Regions from separate parts of the Homo sapiens genome. Here region 1 is linked to region 2. Evidence: read pairs that join two places in POLR2A ChIA-PET (ENCODE). Cell type or tissue: Panc1. All regions are shown on one strand. Links, peaks and the distances in the headings refer to the core of each region. The heading gives the core; the rest is flanking DNA. Region 1 holds the start of IQCE (IQ motif containing E). Region 2 has its middle 7.2 kb from the start of CHST12.

The links. Peaks named below come from ENCODE experiments on the same cell type or tissue, not always from the same donor. Only the 100,000 strongest peaks of a DNase experiment are listed, where the experiment ranks them.
Region 1: POLR2A ChIA-PET joins it to region 2 with 10 read pairs; 4 of 35 experiments call an interaction of 5 or more read pairs at or near these places.

The regions. Positions count from the first base shown.
Region 1 is chr7:2,558,683-2,564,002 of GRCh38, forward strand. IQCE (IQ motif containing E) reads left to right here and starts at 297. Exons shown (of 22, transcript NM_152558.5): 1 at 297-535. The coding sequence starts at 500. RefSeq lists silencers at 179-688, 909-978. In Panc1, for the core only: no CTCF peak of the experiment used is centred there; no DNase peak of the experiment used is centred there; H3K4me3 peaks cover 1,583 bases; H3K27ac peaks cover 1,496 bases.
Region 2 is chr7:2,393,727-2,399,097 of GRCh38, forward strand. It overlaps the pseudogene NGRNP3. Among named protein-coding and RNA genes, the nearest start is that of CHST12, 7.2 kb to the right of the region's middle. In Panc1, for the core only: no CTCF peak of the experiment used is centred there; no DNase peak of the experiment used is centred there; H3K27ac peaks cover 311 bases.

The DNA of each region.
Region 1 (5,320 bases), core at 321-5,320, 170 kb after region 2:
GCTCCAAGCGATCCTCCCACCTCAGCCTCCCGAGGAGCTGGGACTATAGGCGTGCACCAGCATGCCTGGCTTTTATTTTTATTTTATTTTTCGAGAGACGGGGTCTCGCTACATTGCCCAGGCTGGTATCAAACTCCTGGGCTCAATTGAATCTCCTGCCTTAGGCTCCCATAGTGTTGGGATTACAGACGCGAGCCACTGCGCCGGGCCGGTTTTTTTCCCCCTCTCAGCCCCCGCGCTCCGCCCCGGGAACTCCGGGAGCGCTCCTGGTCGGCCGGCCGGCGCCCGCGGACTCTGCGCACGCGCATGGTCGCCCCAGGGGGAACGCAGGTCGCTTACCCGGCTGGGTAGGTCGGCGGCCTGGTTGCCATGGCAGCGGGGTCGCGGGCCGGCGCCAGGGAAGGCCCCGAGGCTGCGGGCGGCCAGGGCTGCCCGCGGATTCCCAGACCCGGACGCCCGAGCCAGCAACCCTGAGGGGCGGCCGGGCAGCGCCGCCACCATGTTCCTGGGCACCGGGGAGCCGGCCTTGGACACGGTAAGAACGGGCGAGGGGGCGACGCCGGGCGGGCGTCCGCGAGGCCTCGGCTCGTCTCCGTCGCCCGCAGCCTCGGGGCCCCGCGCAGGGGCCGGCCCGGGGCGTGAGGACGGGGCGCACGGCCGGGTGACAGCTGCCATTATTGTTACCGCACAAGAGCGCGCTGCAGGCCCCGCGCCGCCTGCAGCCTCGCCCGCGCCCGCTTTCGCAGAGGCCGCCGCTTCCAGGAAGCTCTCCGGGACGCCGCGCCCTCGCCTCTGGGCGCCTGCGAGTCTGCGGCCCGCAGGTGACGGAGCTCACGGTGTAAGTGCCTCCGGGCACCCCCGATCTAAGGCGGGATCCACGGATCCCGTGTGGCCCCAAGCCTTCGGGGTGGGAGGGAGGCAGCCCCAGGGTCTGGGAACCCAGCTTGGTCAGAGGAGGCTTCCTGGAGGAGGGTGGGGCCCGATGTACTCCCCAGGGCGAGGGTGCATGAGCCTTAGGTTAGTTACTTTGCCCGGTAAATATCTACTGTGTGTTAGAGACACGGGAATAAGCTGCATTCCAGTGGGGGGGGGGGGGGGGGCGGAGGGACAAGGTAATAAACAGGTAATTAAGATCGTGTCAGAAAGTGAGAAGTGCTGTGCAGAAAATGAAACAGGCCCATATGGCCGGGAGCCGTGGCTCAGGCCGGTAGTCCCCCGGTAGTCCCTGCACTCTGGGAAGCCGAGATGGGAGGATCGCTTGAGGCCAAGAGTTCCAGACCAGCCTGGGCAACATCGCAAGACCCCATCTCTACAAAAAACCATCACATTAGCCGAGCTGTGGTGGTGCCTGCCTGTAGTCCCAACTACTCAGGAGGCTGAGGTGGGAGGATCGCTTGAGCCCAGGAGGTGGAAGCTACAGTGAACTGTGATCATGGCCCTCCAAGGCCTGAGAGACAGAGTGAGGCTGAGGTGGGAGGATCGCTTGAGCCCAGGAGGTGGAGGCTACAGTGAACTGTGATCATATCACGGCCCTCCAGCCTGGGCAACAGAGTGAGGCCCTGTCTCAAAAAAAAAGAAAGCCCGTTGGGACGCGGGCAAGGAGACTGAGCAGAAGATGGGCATGAGCCTGACTATGGGGAGTCCTGCTGGCCATGCAGGGAATTTGGATTTTATTGGAGAAACAGAGGAAGCCTTTGGAAGGTTTCACATCAAGGGAACTGTGCTCACCTTGCTTCCTCCTAAGGAGACCACAGGGTTCAGCACAGCTGCACCCGCAGTAGGGGCTTGGTGCTGCTGGCCAACTTGGAGCAGCTGAAGTTGCCTGCTTGTTCCCCAGGGCACCACGTCCTGTCTCATCTGGAGGGCCTGCCTGTCTACACTGGCCTTCAGTTACTGCTTCTTCATCTTTAAGAACAAAACTGCTTGTTGTGATTATAAAAATAATTTATGTATATTATTTATTTTTTATTATTTTTTTAAGACAGAGTCTCTTGGCCGGGCACGGCGGCTCATGCCTGTAATCCCAGCACTTTGGGAGGCTGAGGTGGGCAGATCATGAGGTCAGGAGATCGAGACCATGCTGGCTAACACAGTGAAACCCCATCTCTACTACAAATACAAAAAATTAGCCGGGCGTGGTGGCGGGCGCCTGTAGTCCCAGCTACTTGGGAGGCTGAGGCAGGAGAATGGCGTGAACCCAGGAGGTGGAGCTTGCAGCGAGCCAAGATCGTGCCACTGCACTCCAGCCTGGCAGCAGAGTGAGACTCTGTCTCAAAAAAAAAAAAAAAAAAAAAAGACACAGTCTCGCTTTGCCACCCAGGCTGGAGTGCAATGATGCCATCTCAGATCACTGCAGTCTCTGCCTCCCAGGTTCAAAGGATTCTCCTGCCTCAGCCTCCTCAGTAGCTGGGACTACAGGCGCCTGCCACCACACCCAGCTAATTTTTCTATTTTTAGTAGAGGTGGGGTTTCACCATGTTGGCCAGGCTGGTCTCTAACTCCTGACCTCAGGTTATCTACCTGCCTTGGCCTCCCAAAGTGCTGGGATTACAGGCGTGAGCCATTGCTCCCAGCCCTATGTAGATCTTTGATTTCTTTCAGCAATGGTTTATATTTTTCAATGTACAAAGCCTATGCTTTTGTTAAATTTATTCCTAAGTATTTTATGCTTTTTGATGTTATTGTATATTGAATTTTCTTAATTTCATTTCAGCTTATTTACTGCTAATATATACAATAATTTTTTTTTTTTTTTTGAGATGGAGTCTTGCTCTGTTGCCCAGGCTGGAGTGCAGTGGCGCGATCTCGGCTCACTGCAAGCTCCGCCTCCCGGGTTCATAGCATTCTCCTGCCTCAGCCTCCCGAGTAGCTGAGACTACAGGCGCCCGCCACCATGCCCGGCTAATTTTTTTGTATTTTTGGTAGACACGGGGTTTCACCTTGTTAGCCAGGATGGTCTCGATCTCCTGACCTCGTGATGCACCCGCCTTGGCCTCCCAAAGTGCTGGGATTACTGGCCTGAGCCACCACGTCCGGCCTTACAATAATATTTTTATATGAATCTCATATCCTGCAAACTTGCTGAACTCATTTATTATGTTTACTAGTTTTTTAGTAGATTCATTAGGATTTTCTATGTATAAAATCATGTTGTCTGTGAATAGAGATAGTTTTACTTCCTTCTTTTCAATCTGAATGTCTTTTATTTACTTTTCTCACATTAATGTCCTGGCAAAAGACTCAAGTATAATTTGAATTGAAGTGATGAGAAAGGACAGCCTTGTCTTGCTGCTGCTATTAGAAGGGAAACATTCCGTCTTCCTCTGTTAAATATTGTGTTGCCCTGGATTTTTGTAGATGCCATTTATTAGGCTGAGGAAATTCTCTTCATAGATTATTGAGTATCTTTATCATGAATGAGTGTTAGATTTTGTCAAACATACCTTCTGTATCTTTTGAGAAAATCATATGTTTCTTTTTCTTCATTTTATTAATATGGAATATTGACTGATTTTTGTATGTTAAACCAATCTTTCATTCTTGGTCTTGGGGTGTGTGTGTGTGTGTGTGCACATAAATATATACCAGTACCAATTAGGGTACATATATATATATATATAAAATCCTTTTCATGCCTACTAGCATTTTGTTGAGGATTTTTGCAACTGTATTCATAAAGAATGTTGGTCTGTAGTGTTCTTTTCTTGTGATATTTCTTTGTCTGCTTTTGGTATCAGTGTAATATAGGTCTCATAGAATGAATTGGGAAGCATTTCCTTCTTTTCTGTTTTTTAGAAGGGTTTGTGAAGCATTGGTATTAATTTCTCTTTAAATGTTTGATAGAATTCACCAGCGAGACCATGTGGTTCTGGGTGTTTCTTTACTTCTATAAGGTCAGTAGTGAGGCCCCCTTTTTTTTTTTTTCCCCCTGTATTTTGGTAATTTCGTGTCTCTGGGTTTTTTTTCTTGGCTAAAGGTTTGTCAGTTTTGTTGATCTTTTCAAAGAACCAACTTTTGGTTTCATTGATTTTTCTATTGTTTCTATTTTCTATTTCATTTATTCACTGTAATTTTTATTCCTTTCTTTTACTTCCTTTGAGTTTAGTTTTCTATCTCCTGGTTCTGAAGGTGAAAGTTTAGATTATTGGATTATTGCCTTGAGATCTTTCTTTCTTTTTTTTTTTTAATATAGGCATTTACAGCTACAAATTGCCCTCTAAACATGGCTTTTGTGTTTTTGATTATTTGTTTTTGTTTTTCAGAGACAGAACCTCACTCTGTTGTCGATGCTAGAGAGCAGTGGCACAATCACAGCTCCCTGCAGCCTCATACTCCTGGGCTTGAGTGATCCTCCTGCCTCGGCCTCCCAAGTAGCTGGGACTACAGGCGTGTGCCACCATGCCTGGCGAATTTTTTAATTTTTTGTCAACACTGGGTGTCACTATGTCACCCAGGCTGGTCTCGAACTTCTGGGCTCAAGCAGTCCTCACTCCTTGGCCTCCCAAAGTGTTGGGATTACAGGCATGAGCAGGTGCTCAGCTTGCTTTTGTTTCTTTGCGCCTGGAGTGCAGTGGTGCGATCATGGCTCACTGCAGCCTCAACTTCCCGGACCCAGGTGATTCTCCCACCTCAGTCTCCTGTGTAGTTGGGACCACAGACATGTGCCATGATGCCCAGCTAATTAATTTTTTGTTGTGTGTGTGTGTGTGTGTGTGTGTGTGTGTGTGTGTACAGGGTTTCTCCATATTGCCCAGGCTGGTTTTGAACTCCTGGGCTTTGAGTCCCAAAGTGCCGGGATTACAGGTGTGAGCCACCACGCCCGGCCCTGCTTTTGTTTTTTAAGGTGGAAGATTAGGTTATTTATTTGATGTGATCTTTTTAAAATATAGACATTTACAGCTGTATGTTTCTCTTTGAGCCCTGCTTTAGGTACATCCCATAAATTTTGATTTTTAAAATTCACTCACTTTCGGAGGCCGAGGCGGGCGGATCACGAGGTCAGGAGATCGAGACCATCCTGGCTAACACAGTGAAACCCCGTCTCTACTAAAAATACAAAAAATTAGCCGGGCGTGGTGGCAGGCGCCTGTATTCCCAGTTACTTGGGAGGCTGAGGCAGGAGAATGGTGTGAACCCGGGAGGCGGAGCTTGCAGTGAGCCGAGATTGCGCCACTGCCCTCCAGCCTGGGTGAGAGAGCGAGACTCCATCTCAAAAAAAAAAAAAAAAAAAAAAATTTCACTCATCAGCCGGGCACAGTGGTTCACGCCTGTAATCCCAGCACTTTGGGAGGCTGAGGTGGGCGGATCATGAGGTCAGGAG
Region 2 (5,371 bases), core at 204-5,203:
CTCATCACTTATTTCTATTCCAAGGGGGCTTATCTATACGCAGAAATCCAGGCCGCTCCATATATATTAATACTTGCCCAGCTGTGTTTCACGAGGCATCTCCACGTGCCAAGCCCCGACTCAGATTCTGCACGGGAAGTTCCCGCTGCTGTCAAAGAACTCTCGGCCCCTCTGCACTACTTTGCTGCTGAAGTGACCTGGCTCCTCTGCCTTCAACTCCTCCAGCTTCTGCTCACTTGGCAACGCAGCATCGCCGGTTCTTCTGGTGCTCTCAGAATCACTGGAGTACTTCTGCAGCTCTCTCTGATGACCTAGGGGTGCAGCAGCAGGCACAAAGCTCTCCTCCGGGTCCTGGACTTCTTTATTTCTTCCCTTCCATCTCCTTGGTGTATTTGTCCTGTGAGTGACTCTATCATTTTCTTCTTCTTTTTTTTTTTTTAGATGGAGTCTCGCTCTGTCACCCAGGCTGGAGTGCAGTGGTGTGATCTCAGCTCACTGCAGGCTCCGCCTCCCGGGTTCACGCCATTCTCCTGCCTCAGCCTCCCGAGTAGCTGGGACTATAGGCACCCGCCACCACGCCTGGCTAATTTTTTGTATTTTTTTTTAGTAGAGATGGGGTTTTATCTTGTTAGCCAGGATGGTCTCAATCTCCTGACCTCGTGATCTGCCTGCCTCGGCCTCCCAAAGTGCTGGGATTCCAGGTGTGAGCCACCGCGCCCGGCCAAGCCCTCTTCTCTTTGATGGCAAGGGCAACCTGGCCATGTTGCCAGCTTAGAGCTGCTCTATACACCCAGAAAGCTAACACCTAGAACAATAACTGCCCTAAGCATGCCGAACTCTCTAAACCGATGATGAAGTACGTCACTAGTGAAGGGAGCAGTGGTCTCAGGGGATCTGAACACCTGACACTGTGCCCCTAACAATGGGTAAGAAGGAGTAACAGTGGCAGGATGCCGGGCGCCAAGGGGGTGCGGTCTGGGGCACCGGGACTCAAGGCTCTGCTTCAAGCTGAGGCCTGGGGAGAAGCCGGTACCTCTCCACCTTCTGCAGCTCCCATTCCTCCGGCAGGAATCGGGGTCCTGCTCCCAGCCGATAGGGCCTGGGCCCGCTATCCCACAGGGCGCCAACCTGCAGCGAGGGACAGCAGCGCAAACACACCCGCCCAGCAAGAGACTCACGGTAACCGCCATGTCGACGCAAACCAGCCTTCAGCAGTCCGCTACCCTTTTTTGATTTTTTTTTTTTTTTTTTTTTAAGACAAGAGTCTCCTTCTGTTGCCCAGGCTGGAGTGCAATCTTGGCTCACTGCAGCCTCTACCTCTCAGGTTCAAGCGATTCTCCTGCCTCAGCCTCCAGAGTAGCTGGGATTACAGGCACTCACCACCACGCCTGGCTAATTTTTTGTATTTTTGGTAGAGACGGAGTTTCACCATGTTGTCCAGGTGGGTCTTGAACTCCTGACCCCAAGTGATCCACCTGCCTCGGCCGCCCAAAGTGCTGAGATTACAGGTATGAGCCACCATACCTGGCCAAAAAATGAGTTTCTGTAAAGAAAAAAATTAACTCCATAATAGTCCAGACAGTCCTGGGATAAAGTAACCATTGTAGGTGTGATTTGGGGGGCCTGGACTGCGGGACACGTGGCCTCCCCTTAGGGGCTGAGTTTGGTTGCCAATAACAGAAAATCCCCACGACAGTGGCTTAAATAAGATAGGGCTTATTTTTCTCTCATGCAGCAACAAGTCTGGGGGTGGAGCTGCGTAATGTCCTCCCCAAGGTCGTCAGGGACCCAGGCTCCTCTGGGTTTCTCTGTCTTGCCCTCTGCATTGGTCAGCATTCTCCAGGGAAACAGAACCAATAGGATGGATGGATGGATGGATAGATCGATAGATGGCTAGATCGACAGGTTGATAGATGGATAGATGGATAGATAGATATACATAGATCGATAGCTGGCTAGATCGACAGGTTGATAGATGGATAGATAGATACATAGATCAATAGCTGGCTAGATCGACAGATTGATGGATAGATAGATAGATACATAGATGGATAGATGGCTGGATCGACAGATTGATAGATGGATGGATGGATAGATAGATACATAGATGATAGATGGGATGGGAGATGACTTCAAGAGGTTCATGTTGGCTGGTATAGTGGCTCACGCCTGTAACCCCAGCACTTTGGGAGGCTAAGGCAGGAGGATCACTTGAGGTCAGGAGTTCGAGGTTTGAGACCAGCCCGGCCAACATGGTGAAACCCCATCTCTACTAAAAATATAAAAATTATCTGGGCGTGGGGGTGGGTGCCTGTAATCCCAGCTACTCGGGAGGCTGAGGCAGGAGAATCACTTGAACCCTGGAGGCGGAGGTTGCAGTGAGCCGAGATTGTGCCACTGCACTCCAGCCTGGCCACACAGCGAGACTCTGTCGCAAAAAACAAACAAACAAAACAAAACAAAAAAAAGCATCCTCTGTTGCGACTATCAATACAACCAGGGTTCTGTTAATGAGGAAGGATAGGAGAATGGGTATTGGGCGAGCACGCAGAAGTCTCAGCCACCCTCCCCTTGTCACGGATGGCAAAGCTGAGGCCCAGAGAGGGATCCAATGTTCTGGCTCAAACACCAGCTCACAGCTTCCGAAAAATCAGGATGTGTGGCCCCTCTCATGCTGCCTCACCTTCCCCGGTCTCCTCCCAGGTTCCCGTCCCACCGCTCCTTGCAGAGCCAGGCAGATCACAGGACCTTTCAGAGATGCTCAGGGCACTCTGCCAGCTGCCTTCATGTTTCCCAGCTCTGCTGTGCTGATGCCTTTGTCTACGCCATCCCTTTCTGTCCCCTGCCCGTGCCTGGAAGACCCCGCAAACTCCAACTGACCGTAACCCTATCCGTCCTGCGGGAGAAGGTCCTTTCTGCTCTGGGCTTCTGCAGGGATGTAACCTCATCCCTAAAATAGGAGTGATGGCTGGGAGTGTGGCTCACACCTGTAATCCCATGGGAGGCTGAGGCGGGAGGCTTTCAGTCTTTGGTTGTTGTTTGTTGTTGTTGAGACAGGGTCTCATTCTGTCACCCGGGCTGGAGTGCAGTAGTGCAATTATGGCTCACTACATCCTTGACCTCCTGGGCTCGAGCAATCCTCCCACATCAGCCTCCTGAGTGGCTGGGGCTACAGGTGTGCTACCACATCTGGCTCATTTTTTCATTTTTATTTTTGTAGAGATAAGGTCTCACTCTATCGCCCAGGCTGGAGGGCAGTGGCATGGTCATAGCTCACCCCAGCCTTGAACTCTTGGGCTCAAGCAATCTCTCACCTCAGCCTCCCAAGTAGCTGGGTCTACAGGCATGCACCACCACATCTGGCTTTTTTTTTTTTTTTTTTTTTTTTTTTTGAGACAGAGTTTCACTCTTGTCACCCAGGCTGGAGTGCAATGGCATGATCTCAGCTCACTGTGACCTCTGCTTCCTGGCTTCAAGCTATTCTCTTGCCTCAGCCTCCAGAGTAGCTGGAATTACAGGCGTGCGCCACCACGCCCAGCTAATTTTTGTATTTTTGGTATAGATAGGGTTTTACCATGTTGGCCAGGCTGGTCTCAAACTCCTGACCTCAGGTGATCCACCCACCTCGGCCTCCCAAAGTGCTGGGATTACAGGCATGAGCCACTGCACTGTTGTTTTGTTTTTTTTTTTGTTTTTTTTTTTTTTTTAAGAAACATGGTCTCTCCCTGTAGTCCAGGCTGGAGTGCAGTGGTGCAGTCATAGAGCTCACTGCAGCCTCCAACTCTTGGACTCATGGGATCCTTCCACCTCAGTCTTCTGAGTAGCTGGGATTACAGGCATGCACTAACATGTCCAGCTAATATATATAATTTTTTTTCGCTCTGTCGCCCACACTGGAGTGCAGTGGCGCAATCTCGGCTCACTGCAAGCTCTGCCTCCTGGGTTCACGCCATTCTCCTGCCTCAGCCTCCCCATAGCTGGGATTACAGGCGTCCGCCACCACACCCGGCTACTTTTTTGTACTTTTAGTAGAGATGGGGTTTCACCGTGTTAACCAGGATGGTCTCGATCTCGGGACCTTGTGATCCGCCCGCCTTGGCCTCCCAAATTGCTGGGATTACAGGTGTGAACCACTGCACCTGGCCTATTTATTATTATTATTTTTTTTTTTTTGAGATGGAGTCTCACACTGTTGCCCAGGCTGGAGTGCAATGGTGCAATCTTGGCTCACTGCAACCTCTGCCTCTCAGGTTCAAGCAATTTTCCTGCCTCAGCCTCCTGAGTAGCTGGGATTACAGGCACTTGCCACCATGCCCAGCTAATTTTTTGTATTTGTAGTACAGACGGGGTTTCACTATGTTGTCCAGGCTGGTCTCGAACTCCTGACCTCAGGTGATCTGCCTGCCTCAGCCTCCCAAAGTGTTAGGATTACAGGCGTGAGCCACCACTCCCAGTCTCCTCTGGGTTCAAGACACAAACATCCAGTGGTCTCCTGACAAGTGTGATGTCCTGTGGGTGTCTCTACTCAGCACATACAACACCAAGTTCACAAAGTTTGCTCCCCAAAACCGTTCTCCTCTGTGGTCTCCTATCTCTCATGTGGTACCACCATCCACTCCACTGGCTGCCCAGCAATCGGGGTATCACCCCAACTCCTCTCCCTTCCTCCTTCAGCTGATCCCCACACCTGCCCTATCCATTCTAGCTGCCGTCTCCCCACTATCTATCAGCTTGGTCCTCTTCCTGTACCACTGCATAAACCTAAGTCACCATCACCTCCATTGGGGCCACAGCGGCACCTGCAGCCCCTCTCTGGGTGCAAACCTGGTAGGTGCTAGCAGTTTGCACATCTCTGTTCCATGCATGGCCATGGCAGTGAGAGGGGCAATTATTTCAAGCATTATGCAGAGAAAGAAATGGAAGTCCAAGGTCATGCAGTGGCTGAGTAACAGCCTCAGCACCCAGCCCTGGGTTCCTACCACCTCCCTCTTACCTGACACTGCCCAAAAGAATGCAGTGAAGAAAGACAGGGGGCCTGGCACGGTGGCTCGTGCCTGTAATCCCAGCACTTTGGGAGGCCAAGGCGGGTGGATCATGAGATCAGGAGATCAAGACCATCTTGGCTAACATGGTGAAACCCTATCTCTACTAAAAAAACAAAAAACTTAGCTGGGTGTGGTGGCGGGCGCCTGTAGTCTCAGCTACTCGGGAGGCTGAGGCAGGAGAATGGTGTTAACCTGGGAGGTGGAGCTTGCAGTGAGCCGAGATGGTGCCACTGCTCTCCAGCCTGGGTGCCAGAGTGAGACTCCGTCTCAAAAAAAAAAAAAAAAAAAAAAGAAAGAAAGACAGGGATGGGGTGGGGAGGAGTGAG